2 separate regions of the Homo sapiens genome follow, and region 1 is linked to region 2. Evidence: chromatin loops called from intact Hi-C (ENCODE). Cell type or tissue: heart right ventricle. All regions are shown on one strand. Each heading gives the region's core, and the rest is flanking DNA. Links, peaks and the distances in the headings are about the cores only.

Region 1 (7,589 bases), core at 3,299-5,798, 290 kb after region 2:
GATTCCTCTGATTGCTTTGCGGGAGAGAAGGAACTCTTCATGGTTTCAGACTACAGCACTGCCTACCTTGTTATCTTAAATCTCTGATAGTAGGAAGCTCTTCCTGGTATCTAGTTCAAGTCACCTCCTCTCATCAGGATTTTGGGTGGTAGATCTGATGGCCATGATAGTGCTTCATAACTGGGAAGATTATTGTTCCCCAGATTAGGATATAGAGTCAGAAAGCTTCATGTCTCTCCATGTTTGTGGCTACTCTCATCATAAGATTGTGGCTGTCCAGACTCAGGACCGTGATGTCTGCCTGATTTTCAATTGCTGGGGCTGTCTTTGGCCATGGCACCTGGTCCTGAGACGAGTAGAGCAATCCTGCCACTTCCACCAGCTAGCAGCATACCTACTTCCTTCCTCTGAGTTGGAGGACAATCTGGAGGGTCAAGCAACACAGGGTGCTGTGTGAATGGGCTTTCTAGTGGATCCAGGTAGCTCTTGAGAAGCTGTGTGAGAAGCTCAGGATGTGTGAGAAGCTCTCAGAGAGTCAGCTCAGGATGGAGGTGCACTTCTCTGGGAAACGTGATGGATGGCACATAATGATTAGAGCTTTGCTTGCCCTACAAATTTTTTTTTTAATTTCATATATATTGTTTCCTCTATTTAAGTAATACATTCTCAGTGTAAGCTTTTCAAACGTTAAAGTAATACGTAATATAGAAAGTTGAAATTATACCAAAAGGACATAGATCAGTTATAGAGACGAACTCCTAATGGTGGTTTATTTACTCATTTAGCAAATATTTATTGAGTCCCTACTATGTGCTTCCTCTGAGGATTGCAATGAAGAATAAGGGAGGTAATGGCCTGCGTGGTGGCTCAAGTCTGTTAATCCTAGCACTTTGGGAGGCTGAGGCGGGTGGATCTCCTGAGCTCAGGGGTTTGAGACCAGCCTGGCCAACATGGCAAAACCCCGTCTCTACTAAAAATACAAAAAATTAGCCAGGTATGGTGGCGCGTGCCTGTAATCCCAGCTACTTGGGAGGCTGAAGCAGGAGAATCACTTGAACCCAGGAGGCAGAGGTTGCAGTAAGCTGAGATCGTGCCACTGCATTCCAGTCTGGGTGACAGAGTGAGACTCCGCCTCAAAAAAAAAAAAAAAAAAAAGAGAGGTAATATAAGAATACTGAGCATGCACCGGGCACATAGTAAGCATTCAGTAATGGTAGCTTCTAATATTGTTGTTATTGTCATCCTGACTGGAGGCAGAGGTATGGGCATCGTGAATATTTTCTGCAAGCTTTTCCTTGACTGGAGGGCTGGAATATCTGGGCCGTGAAGGTCATTGTTTTTTCTCATATAGTGTTCTAAGACCTTAGGGGCTTAGTCAGGGCCTTTGGTGGCCTCTGGCCCTGACACCAGGTTTGGTTCTTCTATGGATACGTCACACTTCTGGAAACAATGCTGTGAAGCAGCTCTTTTCCCTCTTGTCCAGTTTATTAGCTATGTGTTGTTGTATAACAAATTATTCTCAGATGTAGTGGGTTAAAACAACAGTAATAGTTTATTATTTTTCTGTTTCTTTGGGTCAGGAATTTGGAAATGTAGGCAGGGTGTTGACTGGGTATGAGAATCTGCTTCCAGTTTACACGCCTGGCTGGTTGGTGCCAGTTGTTGGTGAGAGGCCTCGGTTTCTCTCTCTGTGAGTTTCTCCACAGGGCTGTGCAGGTCTCCCCATGGCTTCCCCCAGAGTGAACAACATAGGACAGCAAGATGGAAACTTCAGTTCTTTTTGTGGCCTAGCCTTAGAATTCGACATCATCACTTCCTCTTTATTCTTTTGGTCACATAGATCATCTATAGTTAATGTGGGAGGCACCAACACAAAGGCTGGGATCGCTGGTGGGGATCGCCGGTGACCGTGCTGGAGACTGGCACCACACCTAGTATCTGGGGACTCTGTCCTAGGCACTGTGGAAGGAGACCCCACACATGCAGGGACAGTCAGTCACCTCATGGACCCTTGTCTGAGGCAGGTGTTCCTTGCAGCTCACTGAGCCTATGCCCTTCCCCCATGCTCTGGCCTCACGGTGCTGAGCTGCCCAGCTCAGTAGCTGCCTCTTGGCTGAAGTGGTGGCGTGTCAGGGGGAGGACAGTGGTTTCATTTTTGAGTCTTTGATCATGAGAGAAGGCTGAGCTCTTCTGGAAGTCTGCCAGTGGCTTGTGCTTCCAGACACTGGATTTCTCGAAATGGATTGACCAGCTGACCAGCCCCTTCCTATAGGCTTCTTGCCAACCTTCAGAGGAGGGAGCCATTTTTCTTACCTTGAAATCCAGTAATTTCAAGATGAGAGTAGACAGTATTATACTAAAAATGGGGTGTTTTTATCCTTTACAGTTTTATGTCTTGTGTAAGGAAGACTCTTAAAAGTGGGAGAGGTAAGAGGTGTGTGGCAAAAGAACTTCTTGAGTAAGATCCTGGTCTATGGATGGACATACAGCTTGTTGCTGTATATCTCTGGGCAAGTTACTTAACCTAAGCCTCAGCTTCCTCAGCTCAGAGATGAAGAAGACAGTGGTGCTTCACAGACTCATGTGAGGATTAAATGAGATAATGTAGGATGATACACATGAAGCTCATAGCACAGAACACAGCACATTGTAAGGAAATACAGCAAGAGCTGTCACTAAAATATTGTTAATGTTAATATCATCATCATCATTGTGCTCACCGACTCTGAGTGAGACCGAGAGAGGAGCATTGACTTCCCAAGCAACATAAAGGAAACCCAGGCCCGGAAACAGGGGCTCCTTCCCTCTCCAGCTTTCATACTTTCCATACCGAATGTTCTTCCACGTGATGCCTGAACTACAAATAGAAGTTTGGGCAACTCCCAATTATCCCTAGTGTGAATAATTCACTCTGAGATAATCTGTGTGCCTGGCTGGCTTCCCAAATCAGCTGAGTGGATTATTCTCCTCTTTCAATTATTCAACAGTACAAGTAATTGGGAGCTGGCATTAGAATGTAAAGGCCGTGAGGTCATCTCCTGTTGTTCTCAGTTGCACAGTCCTGCCAGTGGTGATGTTTCAGAGCAGTGCGGAGGCTGTAGAGCAGGCCCAAAGGGGGAGGACAGAGGTGGTGACAGGCATGACAGTGAAGAATGAAGGCCCTCAGATGGCAAGTTGGGGGAGGTGAAGCTAACAGCCACAGGCAGGAGAGCCCAAGAGGAACGGTTTATAAAGGCTGCCTTCCCTCTCCCTGGCCTGTAGAGAGAGACCCCGTTGCAGCCGAGTTCACGCTTTCCTGAGGAGCTCTTTGGATTTAGCTTTTGGTTCTGGAATGTTAGTGTATCCTGGAGTCTTTTAAAATATGACCAGCCACCCCTGTTCTCTTCTGTTTGCTGCTCAATTTGATATCAAGGGGTGCACGGAGAGACCTGAGGAGCCTCTTCTTTCTGGAGAGTAGGGTCTCTACATTGAAAATAGCATGTGTAGAAGCGTGATCCATTCATATAAAAAGTAAATGGGTAAAGATTTATATATAAATTTATATTGCACATATATTTTTAAATATGTGATATAAAAATCTGGGCCGGGCGTGATGGCTCATGCCTGTAGTCCTAGAACTTTGGGAGGCTGAGGCAGGAGGATCACTTGAGCCTGGAGTTTGAGACCAGCCTGGGCAACATAGTGGGACTTAGTCTCTACAATCACAACAACAAATTAGTCAAGGCTGGACACGGTGGCTCACACTTGTAGTCCCAGCATTCTGGGAGGCGGGAAGATCACTTGAGCCCAGAAGTTTGAGGGTAACATAGTGAGACCTCAGCTCTATATTAAAAAAAAATTTAGTCAGGTGCAGTGGCATATGTCTAGTCCCAGCTACATAGGAAGCTGCAACAGGAGGATCAGTTGAGCCTGGGAGCTCAGGGATGTAGTGAGCTGTGATCACACCACTGTACTCCAGCTTGGGTGACAGGGCGAGACCCTGTCTCAAAAGAAAAAAGAAAAAACTCTGCTCTTACCTCTGATGGTCTGAGAAACAGGGACTTTTCCTTTCTATTTTGCACTCTTCTATACTGCTTGATTTTTTTTTTCTTTACCATGAACTTACATGATTTATAATTATTTAAATTACTTATTATAAAATAAGACACAGAAGTTGCTGTTGGGTTTTCTGGCATGAGCCCTTTGGATTCTGTGTTTTAGCATTCATGATCATTCTCTGGGCCACTTTATTCTTACACAACCTTTTTTTTTTTTTTTTTTTTTTAAATACTTCAAGTTCTAGGGTACCTGTGCACAACGCGCAGGTTTGTTACATATGTTACACAACCTTTAATTGTATAAGGATAACCTTTAATTGGCTTGGGCTTGGGGGTGGACTCATCAGTTTGCCCAGATCCCTTCAGCCAGGTGGCAGGCAGGTGTCGCTCCTGCTGTACTGTAGGAATACTGTGGCCAGCCTCAGCTCCATGCTGGGACTGAACAAGGGCTTCTCTACCCCCATCACTGGGGCCTCAGCCCTGGGTTGTCCTCCCTTCTGCTCTTATTGCCCCTCTGTCCCCCTTGCCTGAGGACCCAGGACCCGTTTGTCCTGGACTTGGTGGACCCAGGGTTTTACCCTCATGTTACCCACATAGTCCTCTCTTTGCCTCTGGGGAGAAGGATTAAACTCTTGGTTCATGTACTATTTTGAGGTATTTGTCCAAGTTTAATAGTTGTGAAGGAAGAAAAAGGTTAGTTGCTGTTTGAACTGTTTCTCTGGGATTAACAAAAATTAGTTTGTGGCTCAAGAAAAATTGTGTGAGCTCAGTTTGTGGGGTGGGGTCATAGTTTCTGAGGTTCTCTCCAGGTTTGGCTGGTGCTTGGTTCCAGCCTGTGCTGAAGAAGGGCAGGGAACAAGTGGGAAGGAGGAGCTTTCTTGTCTCTGGGGCTCTTAACAGCTGTAGTAAATTGTGGCATGTGTGGAGCAGCAGCAGAGCCAGCCTGAGGAGCTCTGAGCCAGAGGGTTCACCCATGGGAAAGCTGCTTTTTAGCCCAGCTTGAGGTTCTTACATCTGGACCCAGCATGGCTGCGTTGAACCAGACCTTCAAATGTGGCTGTGAGTACCAGGCATGGCTAGAGCATTTAAGTACTCCACATGGGAGCTGAGCTTTGTCTTTCTGCATTTCTAGGGACAGGCTCAGTGGACAAGTAATGGTGGCAGAAAGAACTTGGTGACCAGATGTTGGCTAGCACCACTGCTTTCGGCGGGCCCCAGGTTGTTGGTGAAGTCAACGGAATCACTTAAGAATGTGCAGAGCTCAGGAACTGAAGCCTCATGATTCTCCTGCTGGATCTGGCTTCCAAAGGTCCCCATAACCCTTATCCCCAGCTGGCCTTGGAACAACGAGGCCTCCTATGTCTCAGCTCTCCCCAGGGACCCTACAGAGCTCATTCTGGGCTTTTGGAGGGTGTCATCTGTGTGGCCTGAAGGAGACCTGAGTTTTGGACACGCTTGAGAAGGGAAGCTGCTTTGATATTTAGCCAGAGAGATGACTGAGCCTGTTGGTTGGAGCCCAGTGAGGATGTTAGAAGAGTGTGCCGTGGGCCCTGGAGGTGAGGAAAGGCCAAGGACCTCTCTTCCTTCAAGCCAGGTTGTGGGGAGAGCCCCACTGTGAGCCCTTTGTGCTAGGCATTGAGCAAAGTGGCAGCTTTTGTGGTGCTGGGGATGTGGGAAGTTTTCTACTTTTGCAGCTATTATGCTGAGTTTCCCTCCCTCTCCAGGATGTAGGGGTATATTGGAATAGAGAGCTATCCTGTGAAACCATTGGTGTGAATGGGGAGCAACTCTGGGCTGAGCCTCATCCCCGCTCTTGACCCCCGTCAAAGGTGCTGAGGTTTCCAGGTTCAGGGGAGTTAATCTTTATGGTCTGTGCTCTGAGAAGAAGATTCAAGTTAGTTGGTGAGAAAACCCTGCAAAGAGTTGGCTGCTGGGGGAACTCCTCACTATGCTTTTAGTGCTGTGTAGATTTCCTAAGTGGAGCTGTTTGAAGTAGAAAAAGTCCTGTGCATGGTCTCAGGGGCAGGTCTACAAGGATGGGCTGCTTTTAGAAGTACAAGCAGCAGGGCCTTTGGAGCATTTCAAGCCGGTAGGTCACATGGGATCTCTGCAAACAAATCTCCAACCAGACTGTTAATAGACTTGGCCACCTCCCATTCCAGCCCCAGATAGTCAATTATCATCTAGTATCTTGGCCTGGGGTGGTATAAAACAATGTGGTGGGCTATGAAGGCTCTTGATTTATGTTGTTTTTGGTCTCTCAACACATTCTGTTCTCCTCTTTGGAAAATAATACTTCCTTTCCTTTGGGAATCTCTTCACCAGTGCCACATGGTGTGGTGAGGCTGTTAATCTTTATGCCCCACCTGTTCCCTTCCCAGTTAGGGCTGGTCATGTGATCTAGACTTGCCACTCACAGTATCACTTCCATCTGGACAGTAATTGGTCCAGGGGTGTGTGTGTCACACAAGCAGGACCAATCAAAGTTCTTCTCTGGAATTCTTTTTTTTTTTTTGAGTTTTGCTCTTTGTTGCCCAGGCTGGAGTGCAGTGGCGCAATCTTGGCTCACCACAATTTTGGCCCACTGCAACCTCCCCCTCCCAGGTTCAAGCTATTCTCCTGCCTCAGCCTCCCTAGTAGCTGGGACTACAGGTGCGCATCGCCACACCCAGCTAATTTTTGTATTTTTATAGAGACGGTTTCCCCATGTTGGCCAGGATCTTCCCTGGAATTCTATACCACTTGGGAGGATGTAGTTACCTTTATGCTGGGATTGGCTGTTTACAGGGAGAAAACTGGAGAGAAGCAAAGCCTAGAGGTGCAGGCTGAGAGAGGGCCTTGGCACATTACTTAAGCCTCTGGACCCAGCTGTGCTTTTTACCTTTGTCATGCCTCTTCATAATGGGACCCAGTACACTCTCTTTTCCATAGATGAGGAAGGAATTCAAAGGAATTCAAATTCCTCTGAATTTCATTTTGGTCCCTTAAAAACAGAGTCCTAACTAATACAAAACAACTTCCAACTGATCTGTTTGCTTCCAAATAGCTAATGTCATGTCCAGGGAAGCTGCTTCCCTGGTGAAATCCTGTACCTAACACTTTGCTTTGCACACATTGGGTGCTTGCCTTGTGTTTCTTATGTGGTAACTGTACCCTCACCATCTGCCACCATCCTTTGGGAGGAGAGTGGAGACCTGAACCTGGGTCTCCCAGCCTGCCTTTGTTGGTGGCAGTGAATCCTGTCATCTGTGCATACATTTTCATCTCCCTTCCTCTCTGCCTCTGCTTCTGCAAAGATAAATACAATCTGCCAGTCTTGCTTTGCAGGGGCCTTTCCAAACATGCCAGTGGTGGGGCATTTATCGGAATACCTCAGGCTGCTGTCTTCCAGATGCAGACAAGAGGCCATACTCCCAGGGCACAGTACTGTTGCAGCCATGGGTGTGATTATCCCCCTCTGAGATCAAGCTGTCCCCTTGTGCCCAGTGTGAGCTGGTGCTAAATTTATTGTGCCTAAAACATCAGGGCAGTGTTAGAGGTTCCTTGCCCACT
Region 2 (7,589 bases), core at 2,205-4,704:
TTTTGAGGAAATAAAACAACCAAGTGCAAAAAAAAAAAAAAAAAAAAAAGGAAGAAATATCTTCAATCAGAGATTCCTCGAAGTTGAAAAGGAAGCCTGAGCTCCAACTGCGGAAATTGGCAGAGGTCACACTTAAAGGAACAAGCAGGGCTCGGCAGGCAGCGCTAGGATTCTAGGATTCTCTCTCCCACCCCATCCGTAGGAGATCTCAGGCTGCCTTTATTTATTTATTTATTTATTTATTTTTGAGATGGAGTTTCGCTTTCGTTGCCCAGGCTGGAGTACAATGGTGTGATCTCGGCTCATGGCAACCTCTGCCTCCCAGGTTTAAGCAATTCTCCTGCCTCAGCCTCCCAAGTAGCTGGGATTACAGGCATGCGCTACCACACCTGGCTAATTTTGTATTTTTAGTAGAGATGGGGTTTCTCCGTGATGGTCAGGCTGGTCTCGAGCTCCCAACCTCAGGTGATCTGCCCACCTTGGCCTCCCAAAGTGCTGGGATTACAGGCGTGAGCCACCGTGCCAGACCTGCCTTTTTTCTACAGTTATTTGCAAAGGGGATTAGTTTAGTTGTCCTTTTCTCCCTTCACCACCATTTTTGTTTCTTCTTCTTATTTTCCTTGCTCTTCTTTTCCTTTCTTCCTCTCTTGTGCCACCTCCTTTTCTATTTTCTCCTCCTCCTTCTTCCCTCCTCCAATCTCCATTTCAGCTGCTGGATCTCATTGCCCAACCCACTGGAATTTCTGTTCCAAGAACGTTAGCACTCCTTCTTGATCTAAAGTAACAATAGGCCGAGCGTGATGGTTCATGCCTGTAATCCCAGCACTCTGGGAGACTGAGGTGGGCAGATCACCTGAGGTCAGGAGTTTGAGACCAGCCTGGCCAACGTGGTGAAAACATGTCTCTGTCTCTACTAAAAATACAAAAATTAGCTGGGCGTGGTCGCAGGCTCCTGTAATCCCAGCTAATCGGGAGGCTGAGGCATGAGAATCTCTTGAACTTGGGAGGCGGAGGTTGCAGTGAGCCAAGATTGTGCCACTGCACTCCAGCCTGGGTGACAGCAAAAGACTTTGTCTCAAAAAAAAATAATAAATTATAAACTAACAGTACTATTCTGATAATAAAGATAATGCTCTGTATTTGTATAGAGCAAGTTTTCCCAATGTATAGTTAGGTGCACTGGGAGTAGATATTTATGTGCAGGATTTTCAGAGCCTGTCATGTGCTAATGTGAGTTGCGAATGTCCAGCAGGAGTTAGAATATGGGAACTCACATTTTGCAAACCTCTTTGACCTTTCTTTTTCTTCATACCCTGGGATAACTGGTCTTTGGAACACATTTCAGAAACACTTACATCATGTGTTAGACTCTTTAAAAATGCTGTAACATTTGTCATCTTATTTGATCCCTACAACTACTCTATGATAAGACAAGGAAGTTATATTAGTCTTGCTTTACAGACGAGTAAAACAGACCCAGAGAGGTTACATGCCTGGCTCATGGTCACATAGCTGGCCAACAAGCAACAAGTCTGGGTCTCCTTTTTTTTTTTTTTTTGGAGACATAGGCTGGCTCTGTCCCCCAAGCTGGCGTGCAGTGGTGTGATCTTAGCTCACTGCAACCTCCACCTCCTGGGTTCAAGCTATTCTCCTGCCTCAGCCTCCCTAGTAGCTGGTATTTAGGCACCCACCACCATGCCCAGGTAATTTTTGTATTTTTAGTAGAGACGGGGTTTCACCATGTTGACCAGGCTGGTCTCGAACTCCTGACCTCAAGTGATCTGCCTGCCTCGGCCTCCCAAAGTGCCGGGATTACAGGCGTGAGCCACCATGCCTGGCTGGATCTTCTTATTTATGGCCCTTGTATCTGCACTGCCTTGTACTGCATTTAAATACAACATATATGTCAACTATCATACTATGGCATATGATATATAACATGGAATCTAGAAGATATAAATGGCAAATTATGACATTCATTTTTTTCCCATTCAACTAAATATATTGCATATCTCCCATATGCTTGTCACCATTCCAGATGCTAAGAATAGAACATTAACTAAAATAGACAAAAACACAAATTCTTGCCTTCATGGAGCTTACATTCTAGTGGAGGAAGACAGAAATTACAAGATAAATATGTAAAAGATATTTTATTACATGTTATATAACTATAAGGGCTAAGAATACAGTAGCGAAAAAAAAGGAAGATGTAGGAGTTACTATACAAGGAGTGAAGAGTGTCAAGACAGGCTATACTGAGGAGGTGACATTTGAATGAAGACTTGAAGGAGATAAAGAAGTTACCATGCAGAGATTTTGGGGTTGGTTGAGTGGGAGGGAGTTCCATCAGAGAGAAAAGCAAATTCAACGGGTCTGTGGCAGACTGAGCCAAGGGTGAGACTAAGCCGGCGGGGAGGCAGGGTGGTAAGAGATGAGGTTAGAGAGATTAAGGGGGTGGAGTCCAGACACCAGACTTTATAAGGAAAAGAAGTGATATAATGCAGATGATATACCATGATATAATAATAATACCATACAACAAATTTATTATGTTGCTGCAAAACAAATTATCCCAAAACTTCAAGAACTTAAAGTAACAAATGTTTATTTCATACAGTTTCTGGGGGTCAGGATTGGGGAGCAGCTCAGCTAAGCTGGCTCAGGGTCACTCATGAGGTTGTAGTCAAGCCGTCCACTAGGGCTGCAGTCATCTGAGGCCCTGATGAGGGCCAGAGGATCTGCTACCAAGATGGCTCACTTGGCTGTTGATAGAAGGCCTAGTTCCTTATCACATGACCTTCCACAGCACTGTTCACTACATGGCAACTGGCTTGCCCCAGAGTGAGTGATCAGATGACAGAGTGACCAAGAAAGAAGCCACAGTGTCTTTTATAACCTAATCTTGTATGTTACATATGATTACTTCTGTCATATTCTATTGGTCACACAGACAAACCCTGGTACCATATGGGAGAGGGGATTTACAAGTGCATGAATATCAGTACATGGACAGCATTGGGGATGGATCATCCTGGAGGCTGGTTACCACACTGGCTTGTAGAAAATTTCCTCAGAATAACCATTTCTTCAAGAAATACCAACAAATATGTGGCCCCTAAAATACTAGAGTTCCCAACCCTATCTGGGTTGGAGCCTGAACGAGGACAGTCCAAAGAGCAGGGGCTTCAAAAACTGCTGAGAGTCTGAAGATTTTATTTCAATTCTGCATGAGCATGCTTTTTTCTTCAAAGCCCCACTTCCTCTAGGCCTGGCCTCATTATTTCATTCAGCCAATTAACTCAACTTGTAATAATCTTAGTTAAACCTGCAAATTAAAAAAAAAAAAAAGCAAAAGAAAAGAAAAGACAAAAATAAACCCTTTGAGGAAATCTATAGAACTTCAGAGGCAGCCTGGACCTCTCTCGGTAATTTAACCTTGAGATGACACTGAACTTTGCGAAGGGCAGAGCAGACCCACCCATCCCCCTAAAATCCCTAGGTCTCTTCTTGTCGAAGAGAGGCATCTTGTCTAGTCTAAGAAGAATGACTGAGGACAGACTATTTGCTCTGTCCCGGAAGGCCAGTACTGGATTTATCCAGAAACAAAAAACATGGCTCTCCTGAGACCCAGGGCGGGCCTCTTGCCCAGCCCCCACCAGACTCAGCCTTGGCTGTGCAGCCCATCAGCCAGTTTCCTAAGCTGAGCAGCAGATGGCATCCCAGCCTCAGGAGCGAGCAGCTGAGGTTTCTAGAAAGAGCAGCATCACTGTAAGGAACTCAGACTGCGGCTTGGCATCTGGGAGCCCTGCCTCCCCAGCTCCCAGCTCAGGGAAGTTTCTGCTCTGTGCCTACAGATTAGGATACTGTTAGGCCAGTGTCTCAGAGAGTAGGGCCTGAAGCCCCTAGTCAGGAAACAGATGGTGAACACAGGGTCTTTTCTGAGAAAGATAAAAATCAGTGGTTTCTGCAATTATATAAGCACTAAAAAAAATTTTTTTAAACGAAGAAAACCAGTGGCTGCTGTTCTCAGACAGGCTGTTTTTCCTTCACTTGCCCTTTGCTTGAGAGGGTCCACAATGACTATATCTTGGTCTGGGGGCTGGCAGGTCCCTGGCGGGAGCCTCCTGGGATGGCCAGATGGAGCCAAAGACAACTTGAGGGATCAGTGGGCTACTGAAAGCATCTAGGGAATTCCAAGGGTTCAAAATTGAATATTTTTTTTCCCCTGATGACCCAAATGAAGAGCTATACCCCAGAGCTGACCGCCAATGACGCAGGCAGGGCTCAGTCCTGCAGGCCTTGTTTCTGTGCCTCAATCTTACTCCCTCTCCTTATGCTCCTCCTCCTCTCTGTTCCATTTTTTCTCTCCTTCCTTTTTCCTCTATCATTTCTATCCTTTTACGTCTTTCACTGTGTGGCTCTATTTCTTTCTTCTGCTCCAGTGTAGGAAAGAAAGCTGATTACCAAACTGCCTCGGCAAAGTGGCCATGGGCATTGAGCCACACACAATTCCCTGTCTTTAGGGACTCAGACCTTGTCTATACTTGCCTCTCTCTCCCTTCCTCATTTCTTCCCTCCCTGCTGCTGATACCTGATGGCCAGTCCCAAGGAGACCTGGACAAAGAGAGGTCCAGAGGTCACCAAGAAAATCTACTCTCCCCCCACAGAACCTGTACTCCCTGCTTTGTAGCTCCTGACAGGAAATACTCCAGAGGCTTCCCAGTAGGGCTGAGGTCCACTGAGCCTCCTGTTCACTGAGCACTCACTGTTTGCCACTAAAATGTGAGCTTGAGGGCAGGGCCCTGTCTACCTTGTTCACTGCTATACCCACCATATCTAGCACACAGTAGATACTCAAGAAATAATTGTTAAAAAATAATGAGTGGGGGATGGAAAGATGAATGTTGAGCACTGTATTAAGTATTAGGGGCACAGGGCTGGGCGTGGTGGCTCACGCCTGTAATCCCAGCACTTTGGGAGGCCGAGGTGGGCAGATCACAAGGTCAGGAGATCGAGACCATCCTGGCTAACATGGTGAAACCCCGTCTCTACTAAAAATACAAAAAATTAGCCAGGTGTGGTGGCATGCACCTGTGGTCTCAGCTACTTGGGAGGCTGAGGCAGGAGAATCGCTTGAACCTGGGAGGCTGAGGTTGCAGTGAGCCGAGCCAAGATTGTGCCACTGCACTCCAGCCTAGGCAACAGAGCGAGACTCTGTCTAAAAAAAAAAAGTATTAGGGGTACAAACATTAAAGGTGCAATCCCAGTCCATAAAGAGAAGAACACCCAGACAATCAGTCACCTATGATCTGGAACAGTAACTATGAGAATGATGGTGGTAGAAGCTGCAGCAGTGCCTGAGTATGTGCTGTGAAGACAGGGAATGCTTGGTTCACTCACTAATTCAACAATTATTCATAAAGAGCCTACTAGACTCTGGGCTAAGCAAGGAATAAGGTAGGTCCTTGTCCTCAAGGAGCTCCCAGTTGGATGTGGGAGACATATGAGTAAATAAATAAGCAGTTAACAGGATCACTGCTGTATTGGGAAAAATACTGGGCAGTAAGAGCAGGAAGCAGAGGCAGCTCACTGAGTCTGGGGAAGGGCTTATAGTGAAGTGAGTTCAGGCTAAGACCTACCTGAAGGGTCAGTAGAAGTTAGCTAGGAGAAGAAGAGAGAGAGTTCCAAGCCAAGGGAACATCACGTAGGGTCAAGACAGGCAAGTTTCAGGCCGGGTGCGGTAGCTCACGCCTGTAATCCCAGCACTTCGGGAGGCTGAGGCGGGTGGATCATCTGAGGTCTGGAGTTCAAGACCAGCCTGGCCAACATGGTGAAACCCCGTCTCTACTAAAAATACAAAACATTATCCAGGCATGGTGGCGTGCACCTGTAATCCCAGCTACTTGGGAGGCTGAGGCAGAAGAATCGTTTGAACCTAGGAGGCGGAGGTTGCAGTGAGCAGAAATTGCACCATTATACTCCAGCCTGGGGAACAAGAGCAAAACTCCGTCTCAAAAAAAAAAAAAAAGAGAGGCAAGTTTCAAGGAGCTGAGAAAATGTGTCAGGAACTCTGGCTGAGGTACCAGTAGGGTAGTAAGTGGGGCCAGAAAACAAGAAGCAAGAGAAGTGGGTGGGAGTGAGGTAGAAGAGCCCAAACTGGGTTAAGGGGTCATGACTTTACCTTTAGGGCAGGGGAAACCATATAAGAGTTTTAAGGAGAGTGATACAATCAAGTTTGCATTTTAGAAAGTAGACCAGGTGAGGTGGCTCATGCCTGCAATCCCAGCCCTTTGGAAGATTGAGGTGGGAGGATTGCTTGAGTCAAGGAGTTCAAGACCAACTTTGGCAACAGTGCAAGAGCCCATCTCTACAAAAAAATTTTTTTGAAAGAGTGAGGCATGGTGGCATGCACCTGTAGTCCTAGCTACCCTGGAGGCTGAGGCAGGAGGATCGTTTAATCCCAGGAGTTCAAGGTTTCAGTGAGCTATAATCATGCCACTTCATTCCAGCCTGGGTGACAAAGCCAGACCCTGTCTCTAAAAGAATTACTCTGGGTGCAGTATGAAAAATGGATGGGGTAGGGCCAGAGTGGCAGTCCTAGAGATGAGTTAGGGAGTAGTCCAGGCAAGAAATGATGATCTGAGTGATGATGATATTGGTGGGGAGAGAGGTCATATTTGAGTTGAGATTGAGGATAGTTAGGAATTTTCCTGGTCTAAAACGTAGGGGGAATACTGGCATTCCAGAGAGAGAAAATATACATACAAAGGTTTCAAGAACTTGTCATGTTCTGGGAAGCACATGTGATTATGTATTTAGAGATGAGGTAAGAAGGAGCCAACCTTTGCTGAAGAATTTGGGAAGCCCAGGGTGAAGCCAAAGCCATTTTGTTAGAGCTGGGGAAGGAGAGAGAAGGTATGGCGATCTTCCGCAGTTACCCAAAATACCCAGAGGGGTTCCAGAGGGTCATGATCCATCCAGGCATTTTCAGAACACACATATCACCCAGGACCCAGAACACAAGAGCAAACAATGTCCAAGGAAGTAAAGTAGGGCCTGGAAACGGGAGTAAGCAAGTGAACTAAGAAAATAAGTAAGGAGAATCGGGAGAGACCATCTGCCAAGCACAAAGAGGTGGGTAAGACTGAGTGAGATGGACCCCATCAGAACCTGGAAATCCCTCCTGCAGAGCTGCCCAGCCCCAGGACTCAATCTTTACTCTTCTGCCTCCAGATCTCAAAGGTGCCTTGATAGATATCTCTAATCTGTGGCCGGGTGCAATGGCTCACGCCTGTAATCCCAGCACTTTGGGAGGCCGAGATGGGTGGATCACCTGCGGTCAGGAGTTCAAGACCAACCTGGCCAAAATGGTGAAACCCCATCTCTACTAAAAATACAAAAATTAGCCGGGCATGGTGGTGGGTGCCTGTAATCCCAGCTACTTGAGAGGCTGAGGCAGGAGTATCACTTGAACCCGGGAGGCGGAGGTTGCAGTGAGCCAAGATTGCACTGTTGCACTCCAGCCTGGGTGACAGAGTCAGACTCTGTCTCAAAAAAAAAAAAAAAAGAAGAGGAAAGAAAAATAC

The links. Peaks named below come from ENCODE experiments on the same cell type or tissue, not always from the same donor. Only the 100,000 strongest peaks of a DNase experiment are listed, where the experiment ranks them.
Region 1: it touches region 2 in a loop (2.2-fold over the local background); 3 of 110 quality-filtered maps call a loop at or near these places.

The regions. Positions count from the first base shown.
Region 1 is chr5:138,969,877-138,977,465 of GRCh38, reverse strand. The region is part of intron 7 of SIL1 (SIL1 nucleotide exchange factor); the gene reads left to right. It overlaps LOC124901079 (a long non-coding RNA gene), which reads right to left. Exons shown (of 2, transcript XR_007058954.1): 2 at 1,527-7,589. Among named protein-coding and RNA genes, the nearest start is that of LRRTM2, 98 kb to the right of the region's middle. In heart right ventricle, for the core only: a CTCF peak has its summit at 4,393; a DNase peak (open chromatin) is centred at 5,010; H3K27ac peaks cover 2,500 bases.
Region 2 is chr5:139,258,953-139,266,541 of GRCh38, reverse strand. No RefSeq gene overlaps it. Among named protein-coding and RNA genes, the nearest start is that of SNHG4, 11 kb to the left of the region's middle. RefSeq lists an enhancer at 3,818-3,887. In heart right ventricle, for the core only: a CTCF peak has its summit at 3,707 (motif pointing right); a DNase peak (open chromatin) is centred at 3,711; H3K27ac peaks cover 2,082 bases.